2 separate regions of the Homo sapiens genome follow, and region 2 is linked to region 1. The links are chromatin contacts, found by POLR2A ChIA-PET in ENCODE. All regions are on one chromosome and are shown on one strand. Each heading gives the region's core, a stretch centred on a gene start or an enhancer-like site at or near the end of the contact. The rest is flanking DNA. Distances are from core to core; before and after follow the strand shown. Region 1 holds the start of ARIH2OS (ARIH2 opposite strand lncRNA). Region 2 overlaps IHO1 (interactor of HORMAD1 1).

Evidence for each region. ChIA-PET counts read pairs that join two places held with the same protein, here RNA polymerase II (POLR2A).
Region 2: POLR2A ChIA-PET joins it to region 1 with 10 read pairs in Panc1. The contact joins the enhancer-like site here to the promoter of ARIH2OS in region 1. POLR2A ChIA-PET finds 5 or more read pairs at or near these places in 2 of 52 experiments (Panc1 and activated B cell).

What each region holds. Positions count from the first base shown.
Region 1 is chr3:48,916,802-48,923,521 of GRCh38, reverse strand. It overlaps ARIH2OS (ARIH2 opposite strand lncRNA), which reads left to right and starts at 4,137. Exons shown (of 1, transcript NR_161301.1): 1 at 4,137-5,734. It overlaps ARIH2 (ariadne RBR E3 ubiquitin protein ligase 2), which reads right to left and starts at 4,680. Exons shown (of 16, transcript NM_006321.4): 1 at 4,524-4,680; 2 at 711-774. RefSeq lists enhancers at 1,366-1,866, 3,550-4,300, 4,301-5,052, 4,778-5,247, 5,053-5,803 and silencers at 4,358-4,437, 4,508-4,607.
Region 2 is chr3:49,242,632-49,249,351 of GRCh38, reverse strand. IHO1 (interactor of HORMAD1 1) reads right to left here. Exons shown (of 8, transcript NM_001135197.2): 5 at 4,900-4,948; 6 at 4,619-4,706. Among named protein-coding and RNA genes, the nearest start is that of MIR4271, 28 kb to the left of the region's middle. RefSeq lists an enhancer at 185-234. Within about 2 kb of position 4,336, at least 4 of the 41 ENCODE cell types and tissues checked have a DNase peak (open chromatin) inside an H3K27ac peak, as active enhancers do.

The DNA.
Region 1 (6,720 bases), core at 2,888-5,387:
CTCACTATATCTAAGTTGATATGTTAACTATAAATGCTCCCATTTCTAAAAATTAAAAAAAAAACCCTATTAATTGTGGGGCAATAAAAATAATGTTTGCAGTCTGACCTTTTTTTTTTTTTGAGACAGAGTCTCACTCTGTCACCCTGGCTGGAATGCAGTGGCACGATCTCAGCTCACTGCAACCTCTGCCTTCCGGGTTCAAGCAATTCTCCTGCCTCAGTCTCTCAGTAGCTGGGATTACAAGCACATGCCACAATGCCCAGCTAATTTTTTTTGTATTTTTAATAGAGATAAGGTTTCTTTTTTTTTTTTGAGACGGAGTCTCGCTCTGTCGCCCAGGCTGGAGTGCAGTGGCGGGATCTCGGCTCACTGCAAGCTCTGCCTCCCGGGTTCACGCCATTCTCCTGCCTCAGCCTCCCAAGTAGCTGGGACTACAGGCGCCCGCCACTACGCCCGGCTAATTTTTTGTATTTTCAGTAGAGACGGGGTTTCACCGTTTTAGCCGGGATGGTCTCGATCTCCTGACCTCGTGATCCGCCCACCTCAGCCTCCCAAAGTGCTGGGATTACAGATGCAAGCCACTGTGCCTGGCCAGCAGTTTGACTTTTAACAAACTCTTCTGTATGGTAGAGCCACATAATCACAACTAAACTTAACGATGGTGTTTTTTCTTTAGGAGAAAAAGTTAATCTTTAAATTAAAGATACCTGTAATTCTTGGAGATCTCTCAGGCAGATGTCACCCAAGTATTCTACATAATATGATTTCCATCTAAAATGAAAAGAATTATATTTATATTTTTAAAGCTGGTATACTGCTTTTGCAAGTTTATTTTTTTTTTAAAGCAAAGGTATTTTAAAGGACAAGTAACAAGGGACAGAGTAACTATTAAATTAATTATCTTCTTTTAAAGTGCCAACAAAAAAAATCCATGACATAATTATATTGACAAGAGTTACATGACCTTCTAAAAAAAGAAAGTATTCAGCTGGGTGTTGTGGCTCACGCCTGTAATCCCAGCACTTTGGGAGGCCAAGGCAGGTGGATCACCTGAGGTCAGGAGTTCGAGCACCTGTAATCCCAGCTACTCGGAAGGCTGAGGCAGGAGAATCACTCCAACCAGGGAGGCAGAGGTTGCAGTGAGGTGAGATCGCGCCACTGCACTTGAGCCTGGGTGACAAGAAAATTCGTCTCAAAAAAAAAAAAAAGAAAGTAATCTAAGTAAACAGGTAGCAATAATTTAATCTCAATTCTCTCTCTCAGTTTGAAAGACCACTTCTTTTTTTTGTTTGTTTGAGACAGGGCCTCCCTCTGTCACCCAGGTTGGAGTGCAGTGTTGCCATCTCAGCTCACTGTAACCTCCACCTCACCCAGCTGAAAGCCTGCTTCTTTACTCCAGTATTTCTGTCCTTCAGATTCTCAACTACCACAATTTCAATCCTAAATGTTATGTAGATGTTGACCAAGCAAATTGTAACTGACTTAAAATTTAACTTTTACTACAAAATCACCTCCACTGTGGTAATCTAACACAGAATAATGCTAATATTTCAGATCTCACTTTACTCATGCTGTCGTGGCTCATTTATGTCACATTACTCATAAATGTCGTGGTGGTGCATGCCTGTAGTCCCAGCTACTTGGGAGGCTGAGGTGGGAGGATTTCTTGAGCACAGGAGGTTGAGGCTGCAGTGAGCCAAGATCACGCCACTACACTCCAGTCTAGGCGACAGAGTGAGACCCTGTCTTCAAAAAAGAAAAAAAAAAAGAAAAATTCCAGGACCACGTGTGGTGGCTCATGCCAGTAATCCCAGCACTTTGGTTTGGGAGGCCAAGGTGGGTGGACGGCTTCAGCTCAGGAGTTCAAAACAAGCCTGGGCAACATGGTGAAACCTCACTGCTACAAAAAACACAAAAATTAGCCAGGAATGGTGGCGCATACCTGTAATCCCAGCTACTCGGGAGGCTACGGCAGGAGAATTGCTTGATCTGGGAGATGGAGGCTGCAGTGAACCGAGACTGCACCACTGCACTCCAGCCTGGGCAACACAGTGAGACTCCGTGTCAAAAAAAAAAAAAAAAAAAAAGAAATTGCCCACAGGCTTTTCACCAACCAAATATTTAGGTGGGGAAAACTCCAGGCTCCTCCAAAAAAAAAAGAGAGAGAACTCCATTTCATACTAAATGTTCTAGGTGCAGATTTAAATGAAAATTTAATTTTTAATTATCTCAAAGTTAAATACCCAAATTCTACTTGAAAAAGTGGGCCGGGCACGGTGGCTCACGCCTGTGATCCCAACACTTTGGGAGGCTAAGGTGGCAGATCACAAGGTCAAGAGTTCGAGACCAGCCTAATCAACATGATGAAATCCTGTCTCTACTAAAAATACAAAAATTAGCTGGGCGTGGTAGCATGCGCCTATAATCCCAGCTACTCAGGAGGCTGAGGCAGGAGAATCGCTTGAACCCAGGAGGCGGAGGTTGCAGTGAGCCGAGATCGCGCCACTGCACTCCAGCCTGAGAGACAGAGCGGGACTCAAAAATAAAAATAAATAAATGAAAGAAAGAAAAAGTGCTGATCTTGTTCCAAGGGGACAATATTTCTTTTCTTTTCTTTCTTTTTTTTTTTTTTTGAGAGTCTTGCTGGAGTGCAGTGGCGCGATCTCGGCTCACTGGATTACAGGCGCCCGCCACCATGCCTGGCTAATTTTTTGTATTTTTAGTAGAGATGGGGTTTCACCGTGTTAGCCAGGATGGTCTCGATCTCCTGACCTCGTGATCCGCCCGCCTCGGCCTCCCAAAGTGAGGAGGATTATTTGAGTCCAGGAGATTGCAGCGAGCCATGATCACGCCACTGCCCTCCAACCAGCCTGGGTGTAATCCCAGCTGTAATCCCAGCTACTCGGGAGGCTAAGGCAGAACTGCTTGATCTGGGAGATGGAGGCTGCAGTGAACCGAGACTGCACCACTGCACTCCAGCCTGGGCAACACAGTGAGACTCCGTGTCAAAAAAAAAAAAAAAAAAAGAAATTGCTCACAGGCTTCTCACCAACCAAATATTTAGGTGGGGAAAACTCCAGGCTCCTCCAAAAAAAAAAGAGAGAGAACTCCATTTCATACTAAATGTTCTAGGTGCACATTTAAATGAAAATTTAATTTTTAATCATCTCAAAGTTAAATATCCGAATTCTACTTGAAAAAGTGGGCCGGGCACTTTTTCAAAAAAAATTTTTTTAAAGGTCATGCACAGTGGCTCACGCCTGTAATCCCAGCACTTTAGGAGGTCAAACCGGGAGGATAGCTTGAGCCCAGCAGTTCAAGACCAGCTTAGGCAACCTATTAAGATCACGTATCCACAAAAAATTTTACAAATTAGCCAGGTGTGGTGGTACGTGCCTGTGGTCCCAGCTACTTAGGAGGCTAAGAAAGGAGGATCACTTGAGCCCAGAAAGTCGGGGCTGCAGTTAGCTGTGATCGCCGCCACTGCACTCCAGCCTGGTGACAGCAACTTTGTCCCGCCCACCAAAAAAAAAAAAAAAAAAAATTTCCTCCAGAGCCAAAGTCACATGTTCAGGGGACCTAACAACCAACCATCCTGGGCTTGCCCACCACGCACAGAACACGTAAGTTTTAGTGAGTCTGAAGACGTTTACTCCAGATATGATCACTAGCGCTGAATTCAGGTCATTTACTAACTACACCTCCGAAGAAAAACGACTTGGCACAAAACTAGAAATCAGCAATTTCGTTTCAAAATCCTACACTTTGTATCTGTCTTTTCTAATACGGTGACCACTAGCCACATGTGGTTATTTAAATTTAATTACACTTAAAAAGTAAGTAAAATTTAAAATTTAGTTTCTCAGGTGCACTAGCCTACAGGTCAAATGCTTAACGGCCACGTGTGGCTAGTAGCTACCATGCTGAACAGCAAAGGTAAAGAACATGTCGCTATGACAGAAAGTTCTATGGGACCAGGCAATGAACAGTACTAAGGAGAAGTCATCCAAGAACGCGGCTGCCCAACCAGCTTCTGGCGAGGCGGCGGCACAGCTCCGGGGCCGCACATCCCTAGGGGCGCCGCGGGCTCCGGGATATTCGCGCGGACGCGGAGCCCGCGAGCTGGGGATACCCTCCACAGGCGGGCGTTAAACCGCGCGGGCAGCGCTGCGAGAGCTCCCAAAGATGACTCGAGTGGTGAGCCCCGAGGCGGCGCGTTTCCCCGCCGCGCCAGACAGGGAGAGAGGGCCTAGATGTGCCGGCGCCGGTTGGTCAGAGGCGGTGGCCTCTGACCTTTCCGAGAGCTGAGAAGGCGGCGGGAGGAAAAAAGGCAGACACACGCTGGGCGCCCGGCCGCTGACGGCGGGTAATGCTCGGACAACGTGCCGGCGACGGGGAGCGCCCGGGCCTCCCGGGCGACGGCGAAGGCGGAGTCCCGGCCCGGCCAGGGAGGCGCGCGGAGAGGCCCCCCCAGCGGCCAGCCAAGGTAAACAAGGCCGTGACGTGCGCCGCGCACTTACCGGGAGCTGCGGCCTCGCGGCCGCTGAGCCCGAACAAGCCAGACCGGGTCAGGCCGGGCCAGAGGGACCGGATTGGGGCGAAGCGGCAGCGGAGGCGGCGGGCCGACGCCGGTCAAGCCCGCGCTGCTTCCTCCAGAAGAGTCGTCCCCACAGCTCCGGAAGTGCTTGGCGCCGTTGCGTCACTTCCGGATCGGGGTCGACCCACGGTCGCTCGGGTCGCGACAGGCTCCCGGCTAGAGGGCCTGTTTAGCGCCGCCTCCTTGAAACTTAGCGCTCTGACCCAGAGTCTGACCAGGGTACGGCAGGCGCCGACCGCGTCTGGAGCCACTATTCGCCTACCAGCGTCTCCCGTCGAGATGTTTTTAACCAGCGCGTTTCTCACCGGCTTCTCATTTCACTGTTTGTACTCCGGGATCGGGCACGGAGAAGACATCCTGGCGTCAGTGGAGCAGATAACCATTGTTTCTCGGCCGCTATCTGGTCAGAGGGGAGCTGGGCCGGGAAATTCTGCCTACACCCCGAGGCGGTCGCAGGGTGGCCCCAGAGCCGCAACCACACCAGGCTTTCGCTTCCCCTGCCGAGGCCTCGTTCGCCGCGCAGTTCTCCGACTTACGGTCACCGTGCAAGATTGCATCTTAACTGCCTTGCTTGCAGTTTCTTTTCACAGTATAGGAGTTGTCATCATGACTTCCAGTTACCTTCTGGGACCGGTTGTCAAATGATGTGGCTAGAGACGGAGGCTCACTCAGATTGTTGCTGCACCACAATGGAAATGCCAGTATGAAGCCGCTGATGTTAGGAAGGCTCCAGGTTGTGCAATTCCATAGACAACAAATCAAATCATTTCCAACCATACTGGAGTCGCGTATATACATATTCAAGACACCTGTGCAGGCCGGGCGCGGTGGCTCAAGCCTGTAATCCCAGCACTTTGGGAGGCCGAGGCGAGTGGATCACGAGGTCAGGAGATCGAGACCATCCTGGCTAACACGGTGAAACCCCGTCTGTACTAAAAGTACAAAAAAATTAGCCGGACGTGGTGGCGGGCGCCTGTAGTCCCAGCTACTCGGGAGGCTGAGGCAGGAGAATGGCGTGAACCCGGGAGGCGGAGCTTGCAGTGAGTCGAGATGGCGCCACTGCACTCCAGCCTGGGCGACAGAGCGAGACTCTGTCTCAAAATAAAATAAAATAAAATAAAAAATAAAACAAATAAAGACACCTGTGCTGGCTGGTCGCTGTGGCTCATGCCTGTAATCCCTGCACTTTGGGAAGCCGAGGTGGGAGGATCGCTTGAGCCCAAGAATTTGATGTAGTGAGACCCCCCTCCTTTCTACAAAAAAATTAAAAATTAGCTGGGCGAGGTGGCACACACCTGTGCATCCCAGCTACTCAGGGGGCTGAGGTGATATAGGATCGCTTGAGCCGAGGAGGTCGAGGCTGCAGAGTGCCAAGATCGCACCACTGCAGTCCAGCATCGGTGATAGAAGGAGACCCTGTCTCAAAACAACAATAACAAACCATACAATGTAGAAAGCCATTAAAAATCATGCCGCGTGGCCGGGCACCGTGGCTCACGCCTGTAATCCCAGCACGTTGGGAGGCCGGAGCCGGCAGATCACGAGGTCAGGAATTCGAGACTGGCCTGACCAGCATGGTGAAACCCTGTCTCTACTAAAAATTTACAAAATTTGCCGGGCGTGATGGTGGGCGCCTGTAGTCCCAGCTACTCGGGAGGCTGAGGCAGGAGAATTGCTTGAACTCGGCAGGCGGAGGTTGCAGCGAGCAGAGATCGCGCCACTGCACTCCAGCCTGGGGGACAGAGCGAGACTCTGTCTCAAACAACAACAACAACAAAAACCTTGTCGGGTGGACTGCTCTGCCTATGGAGTAGCAATTACTTTTTTTTTTTTTTTTTTGAGACGGAGTCTCGCTCTGTCGCCCAGGCTGGAGTGCAGTGAGAGAGCCGCTATCTCCGCTCACTTCAACCTCCGCTTCCTGGGTTCAAGTGATTCTCCTGCCTCAGTCTCCCGAGTAGCTGGGACTACAGGCGCGCACCACCGCGCCCAGCTAATTTTTTTTTTTTTTTTTTTTTTTTGACGGAGTCTCTCTCTGTTGCCCAGGCTGGAGTGCAGTGGCGCGATCTAGGCTCACTGCAAGCTCCGCCTCCCGGGTTCACGCCATTCTCCTGCCTCAGCTT
Region 2 (6,720 bases), core at 3,087-5,586, 330 kb before region 1:
CTGCAGTGAGCCAAGATCACGCCACTGCACTTCAGCCTGGGTGACAGAGCGAAACTCCATCTCAAAAAAAAAAAAATGTTGTCCATGTTTTCTTCTAGTTCTTTTTATAATTTATCACCAGACTTAACATATGAGGTAAAGTAGTATACAAGAGGCTTTGGTAATTAACTTTATTACTGTGGTCCTTAGTGTCCTCAGCTGAAGAACAGGAAGAGTTAGATTAGATGGCCACAGTGACCCTTCTGGCTGGGCAGGCTGACTGGGAAAATATTTAATGACCTCATCTGTGAAGGCACCAATTACATAACAACACAGACAGCACTTTCACACAGTATCTTTACTTCCCTATTCCCTGATGAGCACATGAGTAGAGACTGAAAGCTTGCAGAATGCACTGAGGTGGAGTTCAATGCTCTAGAATAGCTGGACTGGACCTGGCCATATGCTAGAGGATTTGTCTGGTTCCTCTCTCAATGATTAATTTTCTGCTCATCATCATTTCCTACCAAGAAAGAGAATTATTCTGGATAGGCTACTTGTGCTCATTTTCAAGAATGACCTGTCCTAATTCATGTGATACTGCTGTGTCTGTTACTGAGTCTTTTTTCTTTCTTTTTCTTTTTTGAGACAGAGTTTCGCTCTTGTTGCCCAGGCTGGAGTGCTATGGCGCAATCTCAGCTCACTGAAACCTCTGCCTCCCAGGTTCAAGTGATTCTCCTGCCTCCCAAGTAGCTAGGATTAAAGGCCTGCACCAGCACGCCTGGCTAATTTTGTATTTTTTTTTTAGTAGAGATGGGTTTTCACCATATTGGTCAGGCTGGTCTCAAACTCCTGACCTCAAGTGATCCACCCACCTCGGCCTCCCAAAGTGCTGGGATTACAAGTGTGAGTCACTGTGCCTGGGCTTTTGTTTTGTTTTGTTTTGTTTTGTTTTTGAGAGAGTCTGGTTCTATCGCCCAGGCTGGAGTGCAGTGGCAGGATCTCGGCTCACTGCAACCTCCCCATCCTGGGTTCACGTCATTCTGCCTCAGCCTCCTGAGTAGCTGGGACTACAGGTGCCCGCCACCACGCCCAGCTAATTTTTTGTATTTTTAGTAGACATGGGGTTTCACCGTGTTAGCCAAGATGGTCTTGATCTCCTGACCCCGTGATCTGCCCGCCTTGGCCTCCCAAAGTGCTGGGATTACAGGCGTGAGCCACCACACCTGGCCTTTTTTTTTTTTTTTTGAGATGGAGTCTCACTCTATCGTCCAGGCTGGAGTGCAGTGGCGCCATCTCGGCTCACTACAACCTCCACCTCCCAGGTTCAAACGATTCTCCTGTCTCAGCCTCCCAAGTAGCTGGAATTACAGGCTCCAGCCATCACGCATGGCTAATTTATGTATTTTTAGTAGAGACGGGTTTTCACCATGTTGGACAGACTGGTCTCAAACTCTTGACCTCAAGTGATTCACCTGCCTTGGCCTCCCAAAGTGCTGGAATTACAGACATGAACCACCACGCCCACCCTTGAATCTATTTTTTTTTTTCATTTTATTTATTTAGTTTTAGTTTTAGTGTTTAGAGACAGGGTCTTGCTCTAGCTCCCAGGCTGGAGTGCAGTGGCACCATCTTGGCTCACAGCAGCTTCGACGTCCCAGACTCAAGCGATCCTCCCACCTCACCCTCCCTAGTACCTGGGACTACAGGCATATGTCCCATGCCCTGCTGGTTTTGTTTATTTTTTGTAGACACAAAGTCTCCTTATGTTTCCCAGGCTGGTCTCAAACTCCTGGACTCAAGCAATCCACCCACCTTGGCCTCCCAAAGTGCTGGGATTAGGCTGGGCGTGGTGTCTCACGCCTATAATCCCAGCACTTTGGGAGGCCGAAACAGGCTGATCACCTGAGGTCAGGAGTTCAAAACCAGCCTGGCCAACATGATGAAACCTTGTCTCTAGTAAAAATACAAAAAAATAGCCAGGTGTGGTGGCATGCACCTGCATGAGACTGGTGCAGGAGAGACTCATGCAGGAGACTGGCTTGAACCCGGGAGGAAGAGGTTGCAGTGAACCGAGATCGTGCTACTGCACTCCAGCCTGGGTGACAGAGCGAGACTCCATCTCAAAAAAACAAAAACAAAAACACAAAGTGCTGGGATTATAGGCAGGAGCCACCACGCCCGGCCTCTCTTCTGAGTCTTACCCTTTGAAAATTAAGGAACCTGCCAGGCGCGGTAGCTCACGCCTGTAATCCCAGCACTTTGGGAGGCCGAGGTGGGCAGATCACCTGATATTAGGAGTTCGAGACCAGCCTGGCCAACATGGTGAAACCCCGTCTCTACTAAAAATACAAAAATTAGCCAGGCATGGTGGCAGGCACCTGTAATCCCAGCTACTCAGGAGACTGAGGCAGGAGAATCGCTTGAACCTGGGAGGCAGAGGTTGCACAAGTTCGCGCCATCGCACTCCAGCCTGGGGGACAAGAGTGAGAGTTCGTCTCAAAAAAAAAAAAAGAAAAGAAAAAAAGAAAAGCAAAAGAAAATTAAGGAATGGATCCCTTTGCCTACTCTAAGCCAGATGCAGTTTTAGTTCTTTCTCTGCCTTGATCTTGTGTTGGGGCCTCAGGCACTTCCTTTCCCTTTTCTGGGATTTAAACGCCATACTTTTGCTGCAATCCTCCTTTTTTGTACTTCACCCAGTTTTATTATTATTATTATTATTTGATACAGGGAGTTTCACTCTGTTGTTCAGGCTGGAGTACAGTGGCACGATCTCAGCTCACTGCAACCTCTGCCTCCTGGGTTCAAGCGATTCTCCTGCCTCAGCCTCCCAAGTAGCTGGGATTACAGGTGTCTGCCACCACGCCTGGCTAATTTTTTTTGCATTTTTAGTAGAGACGGGCTTTCGTCATTTTGGCCAGGCTGGTCTCGAACTCCTGGCCTCAAGTGATCCTCCCGCCTTAGCCTCCCAAAGTGCTGGGATTATAGGCATGAGCCACTGTGCCCGGCCCACCCAGTTTTAAATGTAAAACAAAAACAGAGTACTTTCCTTGGGTACTTATAAATGACTTACTCTATCATGTTATACAAAGGAAGCATCCCTGATTTGCTTCTGCCGTCTGTCTTGCTACTTCTTGTGGGGTTAACAGTTTCAAGGCTTCCAGAACAAGTTTTTTTTTTTTTTTTTTTTTTTGACGGAGTCTCGCTCTGTCGTCCAGGCTGGAGTGCAGTGGCGCCATCTCAGCTCACTGCCACCTCCGCCTCCCAGATTCAAGCAGTTCTTCTGCCTCAGCCTCCCGAGTAGCTGGGACTACAGGCGCCCACCACCACACCCAGCTAATTTTTGTATTTTTAGTAGAGATGGGGTTTCACCATATTAGACAGGCCAGACTTGAACTCCTGACCTTGTGATCTGCCCGCCTCGGCCTCCCAAAGTGCTAGGATTACAAGTGGGAGCCACTGTGCCCGGCCCCAGAACAAGTTTCTAAACAGATGCATATGCCCTGTGTGTGGGATGCCCAGGTTGAAATCCAGCAGACAGTACAGTGCTTCTATGCAGACAGTTGGGGATTAATTTTTAGGCCACAAAAAGGCATTAATTTTTGTAAATTATGAGCAGTCCACCCCATGGCATTTGTGTAAGTTGATTTCAACTTGTTTATAAAATAAACACACAGACAAATGCAAACAAGTACAGATGCATAGTCATCAGCTCATCGTTTTGCTAGGAAACAGGTGGTTCTAGAGAAGTATTCACCCAAGGAGAACTGTATATTTACTCTCTTCTGTTTATAGGGCAAGGGCCATGGTTTCATCTAAATGTAAACCACTAATTGGTGGAGCACAGGATTTTATAAACCACAAACTATAAGTAAAATTGAGAATGGGGCTGGGCGTGGTGGCTCATGCCTGTAATCCCAGCACTTTGGGAGGCTGAGGCGGGCAGATCACGAGGTCAGGAGATGGAGACCATCCTGGCTAACACAGTGAAACCCCGTCTCTACTAAAAATTTTAAAAATTAGCCAGCCGTGGTGGCAGACGCCTGTAGTCCCAGCTACTTAGGAGGCTGAGGCAGGAGAATGGCGTGAACCCGGGAGGCGGAGCTTGCAGTGAGCCGAGATTGCGCCACTGCACTCCAGCCTGGGTGACAGAGCGAGACTCTGTCTCAAAAAAAAAAAAAAAATTGAGAATGATGCTGTGATTCACAACACAGCTCTCACTGAAACCAAGGCAGCAAGAAGAGCAGCAGGTACTACAGTATTTCTAACTCCTAAGGGGGCAGTCAGTGTCTATAGACAGCACAGGCAGCAATTTGAGACTCAAGGATGTTGCTGACTCACTTCAGGCAGTGAGATGAGAAACCTAGCAGAGCTACCTGCCCTGAGGCAACATGGTTACCAGGTGGGGGATTAGTGCCTCACAAAAGGCATCATGGGACCAGAGCATTGTCACATAGAGGTGGGCCTCACTACCCAGCTCAGTGTGCTCCACATCTCTTCAGGACTAACCCTATATACCCATCCTCTCATCTGAAACCCTGTGAGGAACCTCACCACTGGAAACCAGGCTGGGGTCAGAAAGTTCATGTTCATCATTCACCAGTGCCCTCTGCTGATACCTCAAACATGAGGCACTCACATGTCTTGGCCACAGTCTCCAAAGAATCCAAAATAGATTGGCTTCTTGAACTGAGATGGTCCTCAGACTTTTCCACAGACGTCTGCAACTAAGAAACCCAAAATTATGAAATAATTCACAGGCTATTGCCTTATTCTACTATCTTAGAGAATTGTCATTTCATGATAAATAGGGATAGTTAAAATATTGCTATTCTACATTAACTAAAGCCAATACAATATAAATATTAAACTTCTTAAAATATAAGATGTTCTAACTCCTTGAAAAGTATCTGTACTTACCCTGAGAATGCTTTCTCTAACATTAGAAACAAAGTTGTATAGAGTCTCACTAGAATAGGAGGGAAAAAAGAAAACAAATCTTTATGAAATATTGAAGTGATAAGTAACATAAATGATTCCATAAATATGGCAGATCTCTACCTAGCATAGCATCAAAACATTGCTTGATTAGATCTGAAGACTTGACCCTGAGAAACCTTAGTGCCCAGCAGGGAAAAAAAAAGAGAGTCCCAGCATCTTGGGAGGCTAAGGCAGGTGGATCACAAGGTCAGGAGTTCAAGACCAGCCTGGCCAAGACAGTGAAACCCCGTCTCTACTAAAAATACAAAAATTAGCCAGGCGTGGTGGTGGGCACCTGTAATTCCAGCTACTGGGGAGGCTGAGACAGGAGAATTCCTTGAACCTGGGAGGCGGAGGTTGCAGTGAGCCAAGATCATGCCACTGCACTCCAGCCTGGGAGACAGAGCGAGACTCCACCTCAAAATAAAATAAAAAGTTAAAAAAAAAAAAAAGAGAGAACACAGACTTCCTATGACCACTGCTAAGGCAAATCGCATTTTTCTTTTTAAAATCCATATTCATATACATATTTATATGTAAATATTAATATGAAAATATTCATTTCTAATGAAAAAGAAGCTATCACAGTTATTCCTCAACTATACATACTACTCTTTTTTTTTTTTTTTTTTTTTGAGACAGAGTCTCGCTCCGTCACCCAGGCTGGAGTGCAGTGGCACGATCTCGGCTCACTGCAAGCTCTGCCTCCTGGATTCACACCATTCTCCTGCCTCAGCCTCCCAAGTAGCTGGGACTACAGGCTCCCGCCACCACGCCCGGCTAATTTTTTGAATTTTTAGTAGAGACGGGGTTTCATCGTGTTAGCAAGGATGGTCTCAATCTCCTGACCTCGTGATCCGCCTGCCTCGGTCTCCCAAAGTGCTGGGATTACAGCCGTGAGCCACCGCGCCTGGCCACATCCAGTTCTTAAAAAAAGACTCACACATGGGCTGGGCATGGTGGCTTACACCTGTAATCCCATCACTTTGGGAGGCTGAGGCCGGTGGATCACCTGAGGTCAGGAGTTTGAGACCAGCCTGGCCAACATGCTGAAACCCCGTCTCTACTAAAAATACAAAAATATTAGCTGGGCATGGTGTCACGCGCCTGTGGTCCCAGCTACTTGGGAGGCTGGGGCACTTGAATCGCTTGAACCCAGGCGGCAGAGGTTACAGTGAGCCAAGATCTTGCCACTATACTCCAGCCTGGGCAACAGAGTGAGACTCCATCTCAATAAACAAAACAAAACAAAAGCCAAAGAATTCATGCATTGTATGATGAAAACTCATGGACATGAACAGAAGATCAACAGACACTGGGGCCTAGTTGAGGTGAAGGGTGGAGGAGGGAAAGGATCAGAAAAAAAAATAGCTATTGGGTACTATGCTTAGTACCTGGGTGATGAAATAATCTGTACAACAAACATCTGTGACAAGAGTCTACCTATGTAACAAACCTGCACATATACCCCTGAACCTAAAATAAAAGTTTAAAAAAATTCAAAAAAGTTTTTGAATGTAAAATTTAAACGATTTCATGCATTCTATTCTTTTTTGTTGTTGTTGTTGTTTTTTTGCTTGTTTGTTTGAGATGGAGTTTCACTCTTGTCTCCCAGGCTGTAGTGCAATGGTGCAATCTAGGCTCCCTGCAACCTCCGCCTCCTGGGTTCAAGTGATTCTCCTGTCTCAGCCTCCTGAGTAGCTGGGATTACAGGCACCCGCCACCGTGCCTGGCCACATTCTATTCTAGACTCTAAAATAA